2 separate regions of the Mus musculus genome follow, and region 1 is linked to region 2. A link is a loop called in an ENCODE intact Hi-C map of the cell type or tissue named here. Cell type or tissue: heart. All regions are shown on one strand. Each heading gives the region's core, and the rest is flanking DNA. Links, peaks and the distances in the headings are about the cores only. Region 1 holds the start of Pdha1 (pyruvate dehydrogenase E1 alpha 1). Region 2 holds the start of n-TVtac3 (a tRNA gene).

What was found. A loop is a pair of places that touch in the nucleus more often than their neighbours do. Peaks named below come from ENCODE experiments on the same cell type or tissue, not always from the same donor. Only the 100,000 strongest peaks of a DNase experiment are listed, where the experiment ranks them.
Region 1: it touches region 2 in a loop (7-fold over the local background); 3 of 42 quality-filtered maps call a loop at or near these places.

The regions. Positions count from the first base shown.
Region 1 is chrX:160,136,481-160,139,388 of GRCm38, reverse strand. It overlaps Pdha1 (pyruvate dehydrogenase E1 alpha 1), which reads left to right and starts at 959. Exons shown (of 11, transcript NM_008810.3): 1 at 959-1,133. The coding sequence starts at 1,077. Gm39547 (a long non-coding RNA gene) reads left to right here and starts at 1,142. Exons shown (of 2, transcript XR_878293.1): 1 at 1,142-1,608. In heart, for the core only: a CTCF peak has its summit at 1,375; DNase peaks (open chromatin) are centred at 948 and 1,418; H3K4me3 peaks cover 2,260 bases; H3K27ac peaks cover 1,986 bases.
Region 2 is chrX:160,764,565-160,767,472 of GRCm38, reverse strand. n-TVtac3 (a tRNA gene) reads right to left here and starts at 1,363; the gene lies at 1,291-1,363. It also overlaps a transcript of Rs1 not described here. In heart, for the core only: no CTCF peak of the experiment used is centred there; a DNase peak (open chromatin) is centred at 1,392; H3K4me3 peaks cover 1,366 bases; H3K27ac peaks cover 436 bases.

The DNA.
Region 1 (2,908 bases), core at 172-2,671, 630 kb after region 2:
GACATTTGAATGGAAAAGTCAGCCTCTGTTTCTCTGACCCAGTGATAATGTGAAGCTGACCGATCCAGGCAACAGTTTGAACTTTGAGAAATCATCATCTGCACGTTTCCCGTGTTCTCATAAAGTCTCGTGTCCTAATCTTAATAGTGTTTGGGTAACAACAACACAGGAGATACAGGATTCTGCCTTTTCCCAAGCATAAAGGACAGACAAACTGCTTGTCTATAACTGAGTCCCCCATGAAAAGAAGCAAGCTAACAAAAAATCAAAGAATAAACGCTAAAGCTAAACTCTTGGATGTCTATGGTCAACGATTAATATTTGCTTTCATTTACTTATTTTGATTTTTTTTTTAGATAGCCTCGCTAAGTAGTCCAAGCTTGTCTTGAACTGAACAGACAGCCTGACCTCCAACTCTGGCTATCATCTGACTTCAGACTCCCTAAGGAAGGAATGACAGGCATGTGCCACCACACCCAGCAACATCCAGCATTTAACTGTTAAATCTCACCCAAGTCAACCAGGGCAACACTTTGCAAGGAATATGTGACCTTTTAAAGACAAATTAGTGGCAGGACCATTTCTAGAAACCAGATGATCTGTCTTTCTTGCCCTGGCACCATGGCTTCTCTGTGTAATGGAACAAGGCTGCCTGCCAAAGCTGTACCACAGGCCCGACTGGGCAAAGGGCAGGACCCGCTTTCACCACTTCTTCGCTGGTCTGTGGTACTCAGGGCAAAAGGAAGGAGAGGCCTCTTCCCCACGCCCCGGGGCCCCCCACTTTCCCACGCAGGCGCCCTGGGACACCGGCCTCTTCACCCTCCAGCCACAGCCCCACCTCATTTTTTAGTTAATTAATGGACGGCCACATGTTCCTCCTCAGAAGGGCGTAGCCATCGCCAGCAACCATTCTGGTTGGCCTGCAGACTAGCGCGGCGTGTGATGCCGTCGCGACTCCGTCACTGCGTTTTGGGCGTGGCTTCGGCTCCGGGCGCCTCAAGGAGACTTGGGGACGCCCGCACCACTCCTTTTGAGTGCCTGGGTGCCGCGGCCGCCGCGTGAGTCTGCTGCGCTCCATGAGGAAGATGCTTGCCGCTGTATCCCGCGTGTTGGCAGGCTCTGCGCAGAAGCCGGTGAGGTCGCCTGATCCCGGGAGGCCGGGGTGGGGCTGGAGCCGGCCTGAGGCGGGGCAGGAAGAGGGCGGACCGGGCCCCCCTGGAGCGCACGGCTGGGGGCTGGGGACGAGCTGCGGGACTTGGGTGGGCTTTCCGCGCAGTCCGTGTCGCCACTGGCCGGGGGAAGAGCGGCTTGAGAACGGGCCCGGTCCGCTGTGCTTCCCCCGATCGCCCCCAGCGGAGCTTCACGCCAGCTCCCCTGCAGCGCCCCACAACTGCTCGTCCCTTACGGGACACTGGGAGGCGGAGCTTGGGCTTGCTCCAGCCTCTCTGGACTCCGCTGACTTCCACTCTCCTTCATGTCATTGCTCTTGGCTATGAGGCCACGTAAGACGAAATAAAGAGCTCCCAGTCCCGGGAGTCAGGTTCCGTGCGCACTCCGACTTCTTCGTTTACTAGCCTTGGCACCAGGAACCATCAAGAAGCAGGATATGTAAAAACTCGTCTGAGGGCCTAGTTCTCTCATCTCCATAATGGAGATTCTGAGGACGCTACCTTCTGGGGGGGTGGTTATCTTGAGTTGGTCAGTGGCACGAATGCCAACCCTTCTGCCTGGCACCTGCCAAGGGCCGGTGTCCAGCTGCGTGAGCATTTGTGGATCACCTGTGTTCTGTTCTGAGGAAGGTTCAGGGAGGTCAGGTTCACGGAAAACAAACTTCCTCCACTCCCTGCTCCTCTGAACTTTTTCTTGGCAGTCAATTTTCGAGCAATCGAGCATAACCCAGAGGAAGCCGCCTTTACCCTTAAACACACAGAGGCTTAGAGTTCAAAGTAGCGAAAGAAAACAGCAATGGTTTTCGGAGAGTTGGGATTAGAGGTTAAGACTTATGGCCCGGCTTTAAGAGCTGTCTAATACCTAAGCTTTTAGCATTTTGACCTCTAGCCACACAGAGGTTGCCTTCTCTTGGTGTAACTGTCATCAGGCTTTGACTTGTAATTCTGGTTCTGTTGATTTCTTTAGGATTTGATGCAATTCTGCTCAGTGTGGGGAGGTTGTAGAAAGGTCGAAATGTCCTTCTCTAGGAATTGCATCAAGGAATGGAAAACCACCATTTGAATCTGAACCGGCAGCAAAGCACATTTCTACGACATAGCCAACATTTATTGAGCTCTTAGTATGTGTCCTGAATTCGGCCACGATCTTCACGCGTGTTAAAAGTGCATCATTGATTTTCAGTTTGTTTGAACAAGTTTCTTGTGTGCAGAAATTGTTAGTTGAAGGGAAATTTGTTTATAGCTTGGGGGCTGGGCATGAAATAAAATTGAAAACGAAAAGAAGCTTTGTTCTCAGTGGAAAGAAAAAATAAACAGCTCTGACTAGAATCAAAGTTTCTATAAGTTGCATTAGAGTCCGAAATCAATAAAAATCATACCTTCTGCTTTGAAGACATGTGCTCCTCTTTTGGAGTATAAGAGGGTACTAGGAAGCTGGGAACACTTTTAAATCTTCCTTCGACACTAGAAGCTAACCTTAGGTGTTGTATCGCTTTGTCTGACAGCCGTTTACCGTTTCCTTTAAATTCACCTTACAGCAGGGAAAAAGAAATAGATTCTAGAGTCGAATTCACCATAGGAAGTACCCAGTTTTTTTCTCACTTTTTGTTGTGGTGGAACATATCCAGAAAGTAGCTTTTTAACTTTTCTTTTCTTTTCTTTTCTTTTCTTTTCTTTTCTTTTCTTTCTTTCTTTTTTTGAGACAAAGTCTCACTATGTATCCCTGGCTGTCTTGGAAC
Region 2 (2,908 bases), core at 172-2,671:
GATGGAGAAACTTGCTTTGAGATAGAGTGTGTGTGTCTCACATTTGATTCCCTTCATTTAAAAAAAAAGTACTTATGTCAATGTCTGGCATACTCTGCTATCATTACATGGACATTAAAAATAAAGTTGATGGGATGAATGGGGTCATTGGACGTCGAGTTTCAGTTTTGCAAGAAAAAAAATCTGGAAATGTGTCCACAGCAACATGAGTGTATTTACAGTACCGAACTGTGCATTTGGATAGCTGAAGTTTTAAAAAGAGTAAATTGATTGTTAATAGGAAAAATCACATTTTATTTGTATTTTTTTTAGTTACAAATGATGTATATTTATATGCTGCATAAGCAAAACGGGGGTGGAGGTGTCAGTGGAGGTGGGGGGAGAGGGCTGGGGTCGGGGAAGAAGCCAAGAAAAATAAATTAGTTTTTCATTCCAAACCAAGAAAAAAAAATCTAGTTTCTCATTCCCCGGTTAGTTCTCTGTTCCCACCATCTCACCCTTGACCCTGAGGACCCCCCCAAAACCTTTTGCTCATTCTTCTTGTGAAAGATAAATACATCTCTTCACTCCTCCTCCCAAGAAATTCTCTTCCCTGAACAAAATTGTAATAATGTGAACAACAACTAAAACGAACTAGAGAAACATTTAGTTATCAGCCAGCACGTACTGGATGTGTTTGTAAAGCCTGGCATGAGTAGGGAGCGAGAGTAATCGGGGATGAACTATATACAAGTATGAAATTGTCAAGGACTACATTTAATTAATAAATTTAAAAGCACGCCATGTATTCTAAACTATATATAAATTCTTCCTTCATTAACCCTCCAACTACACTGAAAGGAAAAGAACTATGCTTTTGTTCTTGTTCTGCATTTTAGAGTCGAATAAGATATTAAAGAGTTGAATAAGGTGTTTTTAATCTTTAATCACAATCAACTTTTTAAAACGGCAGCTTCAGTTAAAGCATGGCTACGTTGACGTACTTTCGTGGGAAGTTCAGGGGATCAGCTTGTCCTCGAAGGGGCTGCTGCGGGCCGCTCCTGGTAAAGTATAGTGGAGCTTCTCGAAGTGGGGTAAACAGCGGCTAAGGCTCTGAATCGCTCTGCTTCCACTCTGGGAGTTCTGGTGACAACGGCTGGGACCTTGGTGGAGACGAGGTGTCTGTGGTTTCGTCTCTGAGATATAAAGATGTTAGGGAAAAATGTAGGTAGAAAAAACAAAAAATAAAAGTTTTCCGGTTTTTTATCTAAGATACTTTTGGGGAAAAAATGTCAGCTGGCTTTGCAGCTATGGTTCCACTGGGGCTCGAACCCAGGACCTTCTGCGTGTAAAGCAGACGTGATAACCGCTACACTATGGAACCACCACGAAGGGTGGTATGACTATTCGGCCTTTTGAGAGTGCGCAACAGACTCAGCGTCTCCGCGGGAAATCCTGCCCTCTGCCGTGGCCCCGCCCCTTCTCAGAGGCGGGGAGTTTAAAGCTGAATTTTGAGCCGGGGTTCAGGAGTTCTTCAGGTACTCTACCCGAAGCCGTGGTTGAGCCGGTGCCCGGGTCCCTCTAAGTTCGTGACTCCAAACTTTCCCCCAGCAGCGGCCAGGCCGTTAGAGTTTACCCCAGGCCGGTTACAGTTTAACCGCTGCCTCTGGCACATCCCTCAGCTGTGCCTTCCTTCCCACACTTACAGGGACTGGACTGCCTTACTCTGGCAGAAGGTATGAGGGCATCTGCTTTGGCAGGGTTGGAAATGGTCCAAGGCTGCAGCCCTCTCACTCTCCTCTCGCCTTTCCCAACATTGTTCCCTCCCTGAAGTCACCAAGGGGATAAAATTCTCAGGGCTTTTCCTTCTGTCCCATTTATCTAGTGTAGTAAAAAAAAAAAATTTAAATAATCTAGGCGTGTTTTTTTTTCCGCCTTAGACCATTTATGTTCTCGGATGAAACACACACACACACACACACACACACACACACACAGCCTTGTATTTTTTAAATATGCCTTAGGCAGCACAATAGCTGGGCAACTGCCTACCCTTCATGTTGTTAGAATCTATTTCCTTATCGATAACACCGATAATAACGAATAATAACGAATTATTGCTTATTGTTTACTATGTTTCATCTATGCTGTTCTTGGCTCCAATTGGCCAGCCTATCTGATCATGTTTTTATGGCTTAGTTAACCTATGGCGGCTCTCCTTTCTCCTCTCCTGACATAGTTAAAAACATGAGGCTATGTATATCTTTCATCCAAGAACATAAAGGGTCTGTGGCAGGTAGAAACCCCGTGTCATGTTAATGCAATATCTTCTTTTACTATGGTCTAGGGCTAGACTAAGTAGTGGTTGTATACAGGTCAGCTCTTCCTGGTTGTCACAGAGGAAATAGCACCAGCTTTGTCACTTAACTTGAGAGGCCTGGTGCGGAATGAAAGTGATTGTCCTGTGTTTGGTTTGGTAGGCTATGAAGAATTCAAACGGTGGCCACAGAGCCTTACACCCAGCGGCTTGACCCTGCTTCAAGGAAGGCAAGGCTGTGAGGACTTTCTGTTACCAAAGGCTCTCAGGTGGGTTTCTCTCTTTTTATTGTGTTAGTTTGCCTTCCCTGGGGCTTCTGGATGGGTCTTTATCACCATCCTTAGGACTGCTCACCACCCTCAAGCTCGAAAACGTACTAAAAACCATTTGGGGGCATCTTTAACCATCCTAGAGGAGGTGACCTAGGGTGGTAGTTGTTCTTTTTCCTAGCATCTTCCTCTGAGGCTGGCAGAATAATGGAGATATGATACTGGTTAGAAATAACATCCATCCACCAACCCCTGTTTTTCTGATAATGCAGAGGGAAGAAATGGGGTAGGTTGGGGATAGGGTGGCATGGACACAGATGTGGAGGGAAGTGAAATTTTAGTC